2 separate regions of the Mus musculus genome follow, and region 1 is linked to region 2. A link is a loop called in an ENCODE intact Hi-C map of the cell type or tissue named here. Cell type or tissue: gastrocnemius. All regions are shown on one strand.

Region 1 (8,000 bases), 750 kb before region 2:
CCGACTGTAAGTCATCAATAAATTCCTTTACTAACTAGAGACTATCCATAAGTTCTGTGACTCTAGAGAACCCTGACTAATACAGATAGTAATCAAGAAATTTCGGTATCAATTAATAAAAAAGACGCATATCCATGAAACAGAACAGTCCAAAAATGGCACCAGAAATATAAAGTGGCCTCACACATGTATGTTAAGGGGGAGAAAAGGAATGTAAATCACTTTTTAACAAATGACAAATGATGCTAGACTAACCATTCGACTGATAAAAGTGAATATTGATCCTTACACTCTATACAAATTATTTACTTTGATTCTAGCACTGTGAATCTGCAACTGTTAACCTTGTACAAGAAAACGCAGGGAATAATTGTACCTGGTGTTAAGTAAAGGTGTATCAGAAACAAAAAGCACAAACCAAACAATGAACTTAATCAAAATCTAAATCATTGGCTCTTCTAAGGACATGATTTAGAAAACACAGCAAATCACAGAATGAAAGAAAATGCTTACAGCACAAATATCATGCAAAAAGACATTAAGGATGCATAAGGAATTTCTGTAACTTATAATTACTCATACAATCTAATAAAAAATGTGGATAAAGATTTTCCCAGGCAATTCACAAAACATAATATGTAGCCAAAAGTATATGTAAAAAGCTTCAGCTTGTTCTTTATTAGAGCAACTAAAATTGAAACATTGAGATATAATCACCCACCAATTATACTTACTATAACTGAAGAGACCAATCAGACCATACAGGATACAGAGCAGCTAGGCCTCAACTCAGCAACAGAAAATGGAAAATGTTACAAGGGATTCAGGAAGAAGCCTGGCTGTTTCTTACACAACTAAATATAATGACTATCATGTGATTTCTTTCCTGTCTTTTCTTTCACTTTTCCTTCCTATCCCTTTATCTCTTCTTCTTCTTCTTCTTCTTCTTCTTCTTCTTCTTCTTCTTCTTCTTCTTCTTCTTCTTCTTCTTCTTCTTCTTCTTCTTCTTCTTCTCCTTCTTCCTTCCTCTTTCCTCCTTCCTTCTTCCTTCCTTCTTCCTCCTTCCCTCCCTCCCTCCCTCCCTCCTTCCTTCCTTCCTTCCTTCCTTCCTTCCTTCCTCTTCCTCCTCCTCCTCCTCCTCTTCCTCCTCCTCCTCCTCCTCCTCCTTCTCCTTCCTCTCTATTTCCAATAGCTCAAACTTGGAAATATTGGCCAGGTGAATGGATAAAAAATGTGTGTTATAACCACACTAAGGTCTGCTACTACAATTCAGGAACAAAAGAAACTCTTGATATTTACTACAGTGGGGGATCTCCTAACCAACTAATTCAGGTGAAACCTGATCAACGTTCTTTTTCATAAAATTCCATCAGGTCACTGGTTGCTTAGGGTTTAGGGTGAGGGTGAGAGTGAGTATAGATTATACAAAAGCATTAGGGATGTTTTGATGATGAGCAGAACTCCACTATGACCGTGTTTCTGCAGGTGTTTGTATATATGCCCAGACTATAAAACTGTAATTTAAAAATATTTAACCCAGAAATAAATTTTAATTATCTCTTTTTAATGGCATACTCAGAAGTGATGAATATCTATACTCACCATAAGGGAAATAGGATTTCTGCAATTAAGTGGTCCTCCTGCCTCAGTGTCCAAAGGACTGGGGTTATAGGTGCATGTCACTGATCTGGGCTACCCTCCTGAATTTTAATGTTTGATTATCGTACATTTTGTCATCCATGTTCTGTTTTGCTTTGCTTTGCCAATTAATTTTTACCCTCACCATAATTATATATTGATATGTGGCCAAGGTTAGTTACTGGGTAAGATTTAGATAGGAATAGAGGATATCTGGATATCTCAGCTCCCTTTGGTTTACTGCTTGAGTCTCAGAGTCTCAGAATGGTAGAACCTGTTTTCCAAAAACAAAACAAAGCAAAGCAAAAACAAAAGCAAAAAAACAAAAACAAAAACAAAAAACAAAAAAACAAAAAAACAAAAAAACAAAAAAAAAAACAAAACAAAAAAAACAAAACAGAAAACCCCACATTATGTCTTTCAAAAAGGAATTTGGTGATACTCTGTTTCAAGCATATCCACTGTCATCCCAAAATTATGATTGTTTTCAAAAGTCTGACCTGTTTAGTAAGTACTTGATATCAGCCACTTATCTTAATAATTTCAGGTGCCTGTCAGGCTGATGTGACAATGTTCAGTTTCCCAAATGCTCAGTCCCCTCATCTGATCCTTGCTAGCAGCTACTTGGCAAGGTTTCTAACAGATTCTAATTGGCCATATTTGCTTCAGTTTTCCTACTAAACAAGGAACAAGTGCTCACTCTCAGCCATTTTGGTTCCCTCTGTTCCACATCCACCCGCAGTAATGACCAGCTCTCATTTCTCCTTGCTCTTCTTCTCCCTGGGCATATTTATCAACATTTTTCTCTTATACTCCATAACCCTTTTTGACATGAGCCACCCATTGCCTTTCTTTATCCTGCTCATTTTTAAATGACAGGGAATATTTTTGCTCCATGGATGACCCGTTAGAATGTCAAGTCACGATGGTGCTCTCTCAGCAGAGTGCTGTGGTAGCATAGTGAAAGCTTCCTGCGGTTGGTCTCAGAAGAACCCAGACCCTTATCATCTTATCATCTTCATCTTATCATCTGAATTTGAGCTCTACTTCTGCCTGAGGCAGAAGATAACTGAGGCATGTGTAGGTGCTGGGGTGGTGACGGTGGGGTTCTGCTCCAATTACCCATATAATTAACTCTTTACATATGGAGATGTAAGTATGAAGAAAGAATGTTGGGAGCCGCCCCCACATTCGCCGTCACAAGATGGCGCTGACATCCTGTGTTCTAAGTGGTAAACAAATAATCTGCGCATGTGCCAAGGGTATTTTACGACTACTTGTACTCTGCCTTTCCCGTGAACGTCAGCTCGGCCATGGGCTGCAGCCAATCAGGGAGTGATGCATCCTAAGCGAAGGATAACTCCTCCTTAAAGGGGACGGGGTTTCCGCCATTCTCTCTCTCGCTGGCATCTCTCTGGCTCTGCGCCCCTGCGCTCTCTCGCTGCCAAAAGATGTAAACAATAGAGCGCGCTCTGCGCTTTGGCGCGCCGGAGCTCTGGCTCCTAAAGATGTAAATAGAAGGGGCTTTCGCTTTTGGGGCTGGGGGTTTTGCGCTCCTAGCTCCTGAAGATGTAAGCAATAAAGTTTTGCCGCAGAAGATTCTGGTCTGTTGTGTTCTTCCTGGCCGGGCGTGAGAACGCTATTAAGAAAAGAAAATCTGGAAGATGGAGCATAAAGAGGCTTTCCCCTCTCTCGTTTTATTTTTTTTCATTTTGCATACTTCTCACTGCTCCTCCTCCTGGTCACCCCATCCAATAATTCTTCCCCCTCCCCCTGTATTCTGAGAGGGTGGAAGGCCCCTGGGTATCTCCTACGCTGGCTCATCAAGTCTCTGAACTTTACTCTGCAGAGGATGATGATCTTACTGCCTCCTTCTGAGAGGAGCTACCTGCTGGCCACCAATATGCCACTTGCCCGGTGTCCTTCTATTTTGAGCTTCTCTCTGTGTATGAATTGCTGTTTAGCTGTCCAAGCTTCAGCTGCTATCTAACATAACCCAGGACATTTGTTCTTTTTTTTTTTTTTTCTCATGAATCTCTGGTGAATCAAAAGGCTCAGGGTATAGCAGAAGTAAAAAGAAAGATTATCAATCAGTCTTGCAAACTCCATACATTGATGTCAAAATTTTATAGACACATTAACTAAGACCCAGAACAGCAAATATGCCACATAATTTTTCACAGAAAATTATTATGTGCACACAAAAAGGTATAAACTAGGGTGCCCACACAGTGAAAAATCCTAAACTCGTTTTAGTTTTATCTTTGATTGAAATGTGTATGTAATTCAAAATTTAAGTTAAATTATGCACATAGTCTAGGAAAAAATCAGGACCAAGACAGAGAAGTGATGGCCTCACAGAAAGAGAGACAGTGTCAGCACAAGATGGACATCTTCTCTCTTCTTCTGCATTACCTATAGGGATGTACAAGCAACATGAGAAGCTCTTTATTCAACATACCTATGATATAAAAATGACTGTTACCTAAAAGTAGATGGGGGCTGGTTAGGTGGCTCAGCAGGTAAAGGCACTGGTTACTGAGTTTGATGACCTGAGTCCCTTCCCAAGGACCCACATGGTAGAAGGAAATAACCAACTCCTGAAAGTTACTCCTGACCACATGCACATGGATCATGTACCCCAAAATACACATAAACTGGTATGCACACACACACACACACACACACACACACACTGGGCTTTTAAACTGGTTTTCAAGTAGTCATCAATGAGGAAGATTCATCTTCCCTGTGGTTACTCTCAATGCCTATGGAATATGAACACATAGCAGATTCATATCTGAGGCTTCACAAAGAGTCTTTTTACCCCCTCCAACTTTTCTCTAGATCCTACAAAAGACACTATCCTTCTTCCTCTGTTCTCATTTCTTCCTAAAAGTTGTCACCCTGTGCTTTGCCTCAGGTATGTGCCAATGTATTTACATGTTTGTGTGTGTATGTGTATGTGTGTCTATGCATGTGCATGCGCGCGCGCACACACACACACACACACACACACACACACACACACACACACACACACATTCATTTGTAGCTCATCTGCTGGTGTCCAAGAAAAGCTTGAATTTTTTTTTTCTTCTTGCCTCTCAGCTTGGAGCCTTTGTACAAGAAATTCTGACAGTGAACACTGCCTACCACTAGAGAGCAGCCCAGGCCAACGATTTCCTGGGCAAAAAACCCTCTGTCTAACAAGTTATTTTCAAAAGGTTCAGGTTCTCTTAGTCTTCTCATGTCTTTCTCTGGGCAAGACACTCCTAGTTCCCTTCGCAAGGAATACTCTCTGTACCTGTTCTGATGTCATGGGAAGCTGAATACCATGCCAATTCCACTAGAAATGTCATTGTCAAAAACATTCATTGTTGAGGTCTCCCTGCTTTTAAGCATTGACGTGTGTCAATTATGAAAAAAAAAAAAATGGAAGTGGGGAGAAGGTTGTGTTTAAGAAAAGAACCACTTGATTTCATGGGGAAATAGAGCAAGATCTTCACGGATTCTTCCCAAGCTTTTTCTATTGAGAACAAAGGGAGCCAGGCAAAGCCAGGCAAACCTAAGCAGGGTCCTATCCATGCCTTTGGACGTGGCTTATTCCTATGGAAACTGATTTATTTTTCTTACATTTGTGAAGAGAGTAATTGTGTCCCATCCGGACTGATTGTTAAGCTTCAATAGGCCAGTGTCTTCATTCCTTAATTTACTTTAATGAACACAGAAAATAACTATTGCTGATTGTCATGTCATTGTACAGGAAGAACTCTCCTGTCTACTGTGCAGGGAGATGAAGGTGCAGAGAGAGCTTTTGGAAACTGATGTAGGAGAGTCTCCTTCAATCTAGATGCAATTTAAGGTGACAGTTAGTGCTGTCTCTGTCTCTTGCCTCAGGGGTAACCTCAGGCAAATGACTCAAATTTACCCTCAACCTTGGTTTCTTCTCTTTTTTTGCAAGATGCAAGTCCTAACTGTTCTCATCAGACAGGACCTAGGATTAAATGTAACAACATGTGGAAAGTGTTTAATAAAGATTGACTGTCGCTGCTCAAAGAGCCCACCACATTCCAAGATCCCTGCTGACTTCTCCTTGCCTTATTCATCTTGCCGTTTTATTTCCATTTATCCAATTTCAATTTTAATTTTGTTAAATATTCATTATACATGTGTTATGTTCCAGGTATAATAGAATGCAGCACCTCAAGAGGCTAGTGTAGCTTACCAAAGAGAAAAGCTGTCAGAACGAATACAAAGAGAACATGTTTCACATTTCCCTTTAAAGGTAACACACAAGGCAGACTGTGTTTATGGTCAGAATTGTTTTCGGGAATATCTTGGAGATATATATCATATGTGGTTTTAACTCTTTTTATCCAGTATTGTTTGAGGCCTAACTTGATTTTTTTCACAGTCATTTTTAATGTTACATCATGAATACCCTGTGTGAACACCTAGTGATATGGACCACACCCAAGCTGTGATGGAGAATCCTTTACTTGATTTACATAGTTTTCTGAAATGTTCAGATTTCTTGCTGTTGCTACTTGAAGAGTATAGAAAACACAATGGTCCCTCTGCCAAGAAGTTTGCATTGGAGGGGTTCAAATGATTAACCGAGTCATGTGACTTTCATGTTTCGCTGTAATTGGATGTTCAATGTGCATGCGGTTGGAGCACAGAGAGGTAAAATAATTATTTGTAATGGGCATTGATGGGAGGAGCCATAGATGAAAGTGTTGAACTCAAATGATGACTGGGATTTTAATCAACATTGAGTATGTGGAAGAAAAAGAGGTCTACACAGCTGACATGAGAGCATAGTTAAGTACAGTGAGAAAGAAGAAGAAAGATATAAATTAACTCCTGGGCACCTTGATTTCCTTAATATGTTCCAATGACAGACTTTGCAACTGAGGCGTCATGAGCCTATGGGAATGCCTCAAAGTCATACATTCAGTAAACAATGAAATCGGAATCTTAATTAGCAGTGTTCCAACATATGTGTTCTCTATGCCACATTGTCAGAGGTGTAAAAAAAGATAATTACAGAAAAGAATATAGTGAATTAAAAAGAAGATGGAAAAACAAACAAACAACCCTTACATTGTCTTTTTTAGGAGACAATAAAAATGTCAACATAGTTTTCCTTTTCATTAAAATAGGTGTTCTAAACATTAGAGATGTCATCACAAACTGCTTCTTTTCTTCAGGGTGGCTGGGATTTGCTTGTATGAGATGACTAATAATTTTTAAAAACAACCAACAATAACTGACAAAAAAGTTACCAAAATGGTAATTTGAAGTAAATCAGATAAAAAGTTACAGGATAGCTAGAAAATTATGTATGCATGGTGAAATGGAAAGGAAGCTGTAGATGGGAGGAGACATGGGTCGTTTATGACTAAACCAAGTGTACCCTCCTTGGGAAACTGTAAACCGCCTGTTTGAAATGGGGATGTACCTTTTCCATGCTGGTCTTCAATTAAGTTAAGCTTCTGAACTCTATTCTAATCTACTCTGTAAGTACCTACAAAGATCCGTTCTTGAAGCATCAACAGAAATATCTATCCTCAAGTCCTATTAATCCTTCTTGCTGTAGACCATACCTCACTCAATTTATCTCTTTAAGGAATACTTGTTTGTATCTGTCTTGTTTTGTTTATTTGTTTGTTTTATATCATATATATATGTATATCCTCAAACTAACCATCTTCCTATCTTAGATTCTTGAGTTCTGAGATTATACTTGTACTCCACTATGCTTTGCAATGATGATATTTTTATTGATGGCATAGTATTTCTTAGTAGATAGAGTATTAATTACTTTCCTTGCTGGTATAGTCAAATAACTGGGAAAAGTAACCTAAGAGAGAACAGGACCATTGCCCTTGTACTTTGGGTATATAATTTATCACAGCTGTAGAGAGATTGTTGTGTGAGTTTTTAGTTACTCTGCTTTATGCTCCTGGAAGGTCACACTTCCAGCCACCAACCGAGGGAATCTTTGGATCCACGAATGAAAGACACACACACACACACACACACACACACATTAACTTATGTTTAATATGCCATCTATCTCAATGGCTGGGCACTTCTTATCCTCTGCCTGCTACCCTAGGTCCAATCAGGAAAGTAGCCAGTGGCCACTTTCCCCAAATCACACATGGCTGATTGACTTTATCTCCTGCACCTCCTATGTCCATCCATGTCTCTCTCCCTAGTCATGGTGATTCCTTTCTCCTCCCCCCTTAGTCCTAGACCATGCAACTCTAAGGGTCTTATCCTGTCTCCCTTTGCCCAACCATCAATATTTAGGCACTAGCATCTTTATTAATCAAAAACTAATTGAGGAC
Region 2 (8,000 bases):
ACATACCATGCATATCCTTTTGCGACTGAGTTTCCTCACTCAGGATAATATTTTCTAGTTCCATCCATTTGCCTGAAAAAGTCAGGATGTCCACGTTCTTAATAGCTGAGTAGTATTCCATTGTATAAAAACATTTCTGCATCCATTCTTCTGTGGTAGGACACCTGGGTTGTTTCCAGCTTCTGGCTATCACAAACAAGGCCACTATGAACATAGTGGAACACTTGCCCCTGTGGCATGGTGGGCCATCTTTTGGGTATATTCCCAAGAGCGGTATAGCTGGGTCTTCAGGTAGATCTACTTCCAATTTTCTGAGGAACCTCAAGATTGATTTCCAGAGTGTTTGTACCAGCTTGCAATCCCACAGTCACACCTCTGACCCATAACTGTTCCTGTCTGAAAGAATTAAAGGGATGGAAATGGAGAGAAGCCTGAAGAAAAGGTCCAGTAACAGGCCCAAAGTGGGATCCAGCTCAAGGGGAGGTCCCAAGGCCTGACACTATTACTGAGGCTATGGAGTGCTCACAAAAAGGGATCAATCATGGCTGCCCACTGAAAGACCCAGCAAGCAGCTAAAAGAGTCAGATGCAGATATTTGCACCCAACCAATGGACAGAAGCAGCTGACCCCTGTTGTTGAATTAGGGAAGGCTGAAAGAAGCTGAGGAGAAGGGCGATCCTATAGGAGGACCAGCAGTCTCAATTAACCTGGACCCCCATGATCTCCCAAACACTGGACCACCAAACAGACAGGATACACCAGCTGATATGAGGCCCCCAACACACATACAGTAGAGGACTTCCAGGTCTGTGTTCATCCAGAGATGAAGCACCTAACCCTCAAGAGACTGGAGGCCCCAGGGAGTTTAGTGGTCAGGTGGGGAGGAGGTGTGGGATATGGAGCAGTTGGAGGGTGGGAGGGGAGGGGCAGGGAATGGAATATGGAGTGTGAAAAATGAATTACAAGTAAAATTAAATTTAACAAAAAATCCCAGAGGTATGAATAACCAGAAGAGTGTTTAGATCCTATGAAGAGTTATTCCTAATGGAGTAGGAAGGAGGAAGTTATAACCACATTAATCAACCTTAGAAGACCTACCACACATACACACACACACACACACACACACACACACACATACACACACTCACACTTTTCAAACTTCTTAAAAAGTGTAAATTAATATATACTACAGAATTTTAGAGAAAGACATTTGAAATGAGGAAGTGGGAGGAGCAGAAGCCAGCATTTCATAACTAATAGATTGAATAAGGTTTTCTTAAAAACTAAAAGCCAGCTGGGCAGTGGTGGTGTACACCTTTAATCCCAGCACTTGGGAGGCAGATCTCTGAGTTCCAGGCTAGCCTGGTCTACAGAGTGAGTTCCTGGACAGAGAAAGAAAAAGAAAAAGTGAAGGCCTAAGAAAATTGGAACTTAACTGTCGTTCATATCAAAAAGAGGTGACAGGTATTCTGGGACAGCTTACACTACACACCAGCTCACAAAACTGCTCTGTTTAAGGAATCCAACAGCTGACAACAGCCATGCCGCAGCTTCTGAGCTGACAACACAGCTCTAAACTCTCAGCTTGTACCTTATCACTTCTATACACTAGGTCTGATCAGTGGAACATTTTAATATAGGCAGCATTTCCTAGGGCTTCAATGGCTTGCACACACTGTCTACGATGTTGGTGAACCACCATGACTCCCTGAATGGAAATGGAAATCTGTAACAAAGTTTATCCTAGAGTCTCCAAGACCTTTCCTGACTTTGCTCCGGAAGGTCTAGGGGAACTGTTTTACAATTAAAAAAAAAAAAAAAAATTAGAATTGTTTCAGAGCATAAGTGGGACCTGCTCATCATAAGCTGTGCCTAAGCTGGGGGTCAGACACCTTTGCAGGATAATGCCCCTAGGAGCTGAGCCCTGTTGTCCATCATTTCCTTTTTATCAGTGTGCTGACATTGACGACTCTTTCATAACCCTTGCTACGAACAGCACTTTCCTCTTTGCCAGAAAAAAATTAATAAAATAATCCATACGGTAACAAACACTGAAGAGCGAGAAAAACAATTACCATGAAGTAAACTGATAAGAGAAAGGGCAGTGGTGGGAATCAGAACCATGGCTGTCAGGATTTAAGTCCTCAAGCCGCGGAGCAAGAGTGTTCCACAAAGTAAGTAGCCAGTAAATAATCGAGGGGCACAACTCACACCCACAGAAACACTCCCCAGACCAATTGGAAAATACTAAGCCCCAGCAGAAATATGGGATCTCCCAAGCACAAGCGTTGCCACAAAGGGCCCAAAACAATAACGTTTTGCCCTCCGGTGTCCTCTACAGCCCGTGCATACCTAGAAATACTGCCTTACAAAATGTATGAAGAGGACCCAAAGGCAAGGCAGTATCATAGGTAATGTTAAACCCATGGCTGCCAACACAGCACCCAGGACATAGCATACGACAGTGCTCGCCAAATGAATATCATACTAAGTGGTACTCTGAGGATACTGGATACAGCATTCATTCTTTCAATCAATCATTCATTCATTCATTCATTCCATGAACACCTAGCTTGGACTTACTATTCCTCAGGCATTGTTATAGGAATTGAGATAGGACCATAAGCAGAAGCCATGAAGAGCCCACCCTCAAAGGCTGGTTAGGGGACAGAAAGGTGACAATAGTGGAAAAGTATTGTTAAAGAAAAAAGAAATAGCCGGGCGTGGTGGCACACCTTTGATCCCAGCACTTGGGAGACAGATAGAGACAGGCGGATTTCTGAGTTCGAGGCCAGCCTGGTCTACAGAGTGAGTTCCATGACAGTCAGGGCTACACAGAGAAACCCTGTCTCAAAAAACCAAAAAGAAAAAAGAAAAAAAAAAGAAAAAAGAAAAAAGAAATAAATGTAACAAACTCAGAAGGGAAGGAGGGCATTTTTCTTGGATAGTTACTAAAGGCTTTCTGAAGTAGCATTCGAAAGGAAAGGCAGGCATAAGCCACACAACTATTTCAAAAATCAACTTCATGTCTCTGAAAACAGGAAGTACAAAAGTCCAAAGGCAGAAAGTGCAGAGCATGCCCACAGAAGGGCAGAAGCCCAGCATACGTGACAGTGATGGCTCTGACTTCCCTGTGGGAACATGACTGAACTTGCAAAGGCCATCTCTCCACCATATGAGTTCAGGAGACCAAAATCAGGTTATCCCACTTTACACCGAGCATCTGTACCGCTAAGCCATCATGCTGGCCTGAGGTCACTGTAACTGTCCTACCATTCACGAGGGTGAGAATAACTGAACACTGCAGTGAGAAGAAACCAGGAACCAGATTCAAGGGACTTTTAGTGTGAGGCTTTTAAATTTGTTGTAACTGTGACAAAAGAAGAATGTGACATCATCTGCATGCCACGCAGGTGACAAAGAGGTAAGACTTGAGGCCAGCGGCCTTCTCTGTTTGCACAAGCAGAAGACAGCAGCAGAGGCAACAGTCAGTAGCAGTTACAAAGCCGATAGAGCCAACTTTCATAATTATTTTTAAATCAGAGTTGACAAGGTGTGAAGAATGAGAGAAAAACAGACAACAAAGACAGCAGACACTCAGTTCTCAACACTTAAAAGTGCATCTAACATCAGGATGATTATCCGTCTTCCTTAGAAGATGCATGGTCTGTTTCTTGTCTTTCTTTGGATGAAAGACACACAAAAATTAAGCTCCAGCGCCTTCTGAAGAAGCCCGTAGGTCAGAGGGGGCAAGAACGGGAGAGCAGAGCTGCGGGGCCCAAGTCTGTGCAGACACTGCGCTGTGAGCGTCAACATCAGTGTGACTTGATCCTCATCCAAGCGTGGCCGGAGAGGCCATGGAAACCTCATTCTCAGGTCACACGTTCTAAGCCTGTGTGCTTTCTCCCATCCCAGCTCCATCAATTGAGTAAAGAACCTTACAGCTCTGAACAGGGCTTGAAAGCTTCACCGCAAATGGACGATGATTACAAATAATTTGTTCCTCCCCTCCTGAGCAATAATTAGAACCTGTTTCAGTATGTGACAAAAAGAATTAACAGATCTTAATAATAGAAATCAATTAAATGCACTAAGCAGTAAACCATGTCTGTTTATCAAGGAAAAATGAGACTCACTGAAGGAAAATTGAACAGTGCTAATTACAGGAACAAAGGTAAATGGTACAAGGTACAAAAGGGGTCATGAGTAAGAGAAAGACACAATGTTAGGAAAAGGCTCGTGTGAGATGCGACTATAGAAAACAGGGGTGTCTAGGATGCTGGCTTAAAGCTCGGACACGTTAAAGTGGAAAAGAATCAGGAATATATATAAAATTAACTCTCATATCAAAAGCTGGTCTCCGCCTTTCTGCAACTAAACAGACTAACTCCTTCATAAAGGAAAGGATGGGAGGAGGCAGGGAGTGAGGGAAGCCTGGATCCGGAGTATTAAAGCAGCAACAAGTGAGCTCCAGACTCCACGTAGCATATGTAATCCCTGAATTTTTCCAAACAGTGTGAATCTATACAGTTTCAATTTTAAAATGACAAATAATGATATTGTTTTTAATTGTGAGACTGATGTCAAGGACAGTTTACAGAAATGCTAAGAGCTGGGATGTATAGTCTGTAGGGAATCCATCTTAAGCCAACCTGGAGCTTGAAGAAATAATGCCTACTGATGGTTCAATACTGACGACTAGTGGTCAAAAACAATACACCAAGTCCTTAGCCAGCGTTTATCCTACCACCGTTTTTTATCAACTAAATTTAAAACACTAGACACAAACGACATGAAAGTTTTCATTTGAAACATTCAGGAAAAAAAAGAAAAACACTAAGGAAAAGAACAGAACTGTATCCAAGGTCCCTTACGTTTTTATTCCGAAGCCCACATGGTGAGCACACGTCTGAAGTCTCAGCAAGATCAAGAACTCCAGATTAGCCTTGTTATGTGTTAAGACTGTCCATTATTTAGATAGTGTTCCAAAACAGAATCTACTTGGGATCTGCCGTTGAACTATAGAAGAAACAAGTCTTTGTGCCATCTTATCTACAATCTTGGAACTGAACGATCTCCCACAAATACTGTACCAAAGAGGTCTTACTTGTAGAATCCATATACCTGGGGTAACTCCATTCTAAGCTTTCAACTACTATGACATACTGAAATAGCAAACAATTCTCCTAATAGCATGAGACTTCAGATAGATGAGCGTCAATATAATGTCAGGTCTAGCAGCCTGCTATGGGGATCGTGTTATTTATATAATATTAAATTGTGGTTGATTATGTTCATAGGGTTCTAGCTCTGACATTGAACCATTTCATATTAAATCTCAATGAAGTAGAGTTCACCTTCGCCTGCTCTGGAAAAGCCTCTTAATGGAGATCGTCTCTCCCAAAGTGTTACATGCAGCAAGGATCATTTACATCTGAAAATAACGCTCATCTGCTCAGCAGCTGTTGGCAGCATAACAGCATACTACGTGAATGACCTGGTACTTGGAGTCCCAGGACAAGAGTAGACGGGAGTGACCTGGTGTTTGGCAGAGGAAACCACATTCTAGGGAAGAAGACATACAACCACACAAGCAAGCAAGCAGCGGCTACAGTTTGTGTAATATGCCATGGCACTCAAGAGTGAGGCACTGGGAGGCTATGTTAGAAAGAGAGGAAGTGTACAAAGTCCTACCTGATGATGGCAAGAACGTCAGGTTCGCTAAACTGGAATGTAAATGAATGAATGAATGCCCCGATAAGATAGGAAAAACCACTCTGGTTAAGGCAGCTTTGCAGAATAGCATATTCAAGTAGGTAAGCTTAAGTTTTTAGACTAAAGCTGGAAAGATGGCTCCGTTGGTCAGGTGCTCACATGAACATACAGACAGAGATACATTCCCTACAGCACTCAGAAGAAAGACGGGTTCAGCAGCACATGCCTATAGCTACCGATGAGGTCAGATTGGGATTTCCAGGGCTTGCTAGCTGACCAGACTCTTGAATGGGTCAGCTCTAAGTTCAGAAAGAGATCCTGTCTCCAAAACTAAAGTGGACAGTGATTAATGACACCTGAAACTCCCTTGGATCTCCAAATATACACACATGTGCAGGCACACCTGCATGTGCTTGCTCACGCGCGCACACACACAGACACACTCAAATGTACACACACTTTTTATCAAATGATTTTATTTATTTATATTCTAAATGTTGCCATGTACAGACATTGTTAAAAATGTGTAACATCCATTAAAGATGGAAACAATCTAAAACTGCAAAGTCATAATCTAAAACTGCAAAACAATCCATAGAAAAGGGTAGCAGGAAAAAAAGATGACAGATAATAACATTTCCAACATATCAATACGGCTGAACTTACCTAATGAGGTTGCTTTAAGGCCAGTGGTAAAGTTCTTATGAGGAAAGTGGGAAGAAAGATTAAAATAAAGAAAACAAAAAGCATGCACAAATACAGAAACCTTGATAGAAACTCACTAAGAGCCAGGCATGTGGTGCATGTCTTTAATCCCAACACTCACTCCAGAGATATAAGTACAAGGAGACAGCTCTCTGCGAGTTCAAGAAGAGAGCTACACAGTGAGACTCTGTCCAAAAACAACAACAACTATAATAAAAACAACCTACCACTATGTAAGCTTTTAAAAACAACTGACTGTGATATTAAAATATTCAAGAAACCACAAACACCAACTAAAAAAGGCAATACTGACAAAAATTACGGAGGTAAATTGAGCCTGATATATTAAATAGGAATACAGGAGAATAGAAACAAAATTGACAAATGAGACCTACACAATTTACATAAGTATCTGTGTCTCCTACAGATTCACACACAAAATGTTGGACCCAAGCAAGGGAGAAAATCAGGTACTGGTTTTATTGAGTCCTTAACCATGAGACCAAAACACCAAGGAACTAGGTCCAAATGCAAGTGACAATAAATTCCAAAAAAAAAAAAATTAAAAATACTTTGTTTTTTAAAGCTAGGTTTAAAAACTATGGTTGGCCAGTGGTGGCGCATGCCATTAATCTCAATACTTGGAAGGCAGAGGCAGGTGGGTCTCTGTGAGTCTGAGGCCAGACTGATCTACAGAGTAAGTTACAGGACAGCCAGAGCTACAGGGAAACCCTGTCTTGAGGGGAGGAAAAAAAAATATATATATATATACACACACACACACATACATACACACACACACACACACACACACACACACACACACACATACACACACACACATATGCATATAAAGAGATGCTGAAAATTCCAAACAGACATAGAGAAATTTGCAATAGTCACTATAATGGATTTAGAAGGAAAGTATCCTAAGAGAACAGCACATCAAAACATAGTTTGGTGATAAATTTAAAGTATTTATTTTTAAAGAAACACATTTAATGCCCAAGCCTAGAAAATAAAATGGAACAATCTTTTTAAAATAGAACAGGTCATAGGTCTTTTTTTCCATGAAAGTGGGAAAGGTATATCTAATAATACTAATGACTATAGCTGCTTTATAAATCAATACGCTGTATAAACCAAGTCTGCAGCCATCTAAACAAGAGCAGGAACAAATGACTTCATGCTCGCATTCTTACTAACATTAAAGAAATTGACATTTCTCCTAAACTGAACCAGAAAAAGTAAAGATGAACCCTATCCAAACTCTCTTTTTAAGGTTAATGTAACCTTGCTTCTTTTCTTTTTGTTTTTGTTTTCTTAACTGGAAATACATTTTTTCATAGAATATATTTTAATTACGGTCTTCCCTCCCCTAGTTCCTCGCAGATCCTCCGCAATGCCCTTCCACCCAAATCCACCCTTGTTTCCCCTTCTCTTATTAAAAAACAGACATCTAAATAATAATTTTTAAAAAGGTAAAAATAACAGAAGAAAAAGTGCCAAAGAAAAAGCACAAGAAACATATAGGCAGATAATACAAATGCAAAACTGGAAGCAATAATATATACACA

The links. Hi-C counts contacts between places; a loop is a spot of excess contacts. Peaks named below come from ENCODE experiments on the same cell type or tissue, not always from the same donor. Only the 100,000 strongest peaks of a DNase experiment are listed, where the experiment ranks them.
Region 1: a loop joins it to region 2, with 5 times the contacts of the local background. A loop is called at or near these places in 24 of 42 quality-filtered maps.

Annotation. Positions count from the first base shown.
Region 1 is chr12:90,561,727-90,569,726 of GRCm38, forward strand. No RefSeq gene overlaps it. Among named protein-coding and RNA genes, the nearest start is that of Gm40538, 160 kb to the left of the region's middle. In gastrocnemius, a CTCF peak has its summit at 4,790 (motif pointing right); DNase peaks (open chromatin) are centred at 3,050, 3,507 and 4,808.
Region 2 is chr12:91,309,709-91,317,708 of GRCm38, forward strand. The region is part of intron 10 of Cep128 (centrosomal protein 128); the gene reads right to left. Among named protein-coding and RNA genes, the nearest start is that of Cep128, 71 kb to the right of the region's middle. In gastrocnemius, a CTCF peak has its summit at 4,699; no DNase peak of the experiment used is centred here; H3K27ac peaks cover 1,207 bases.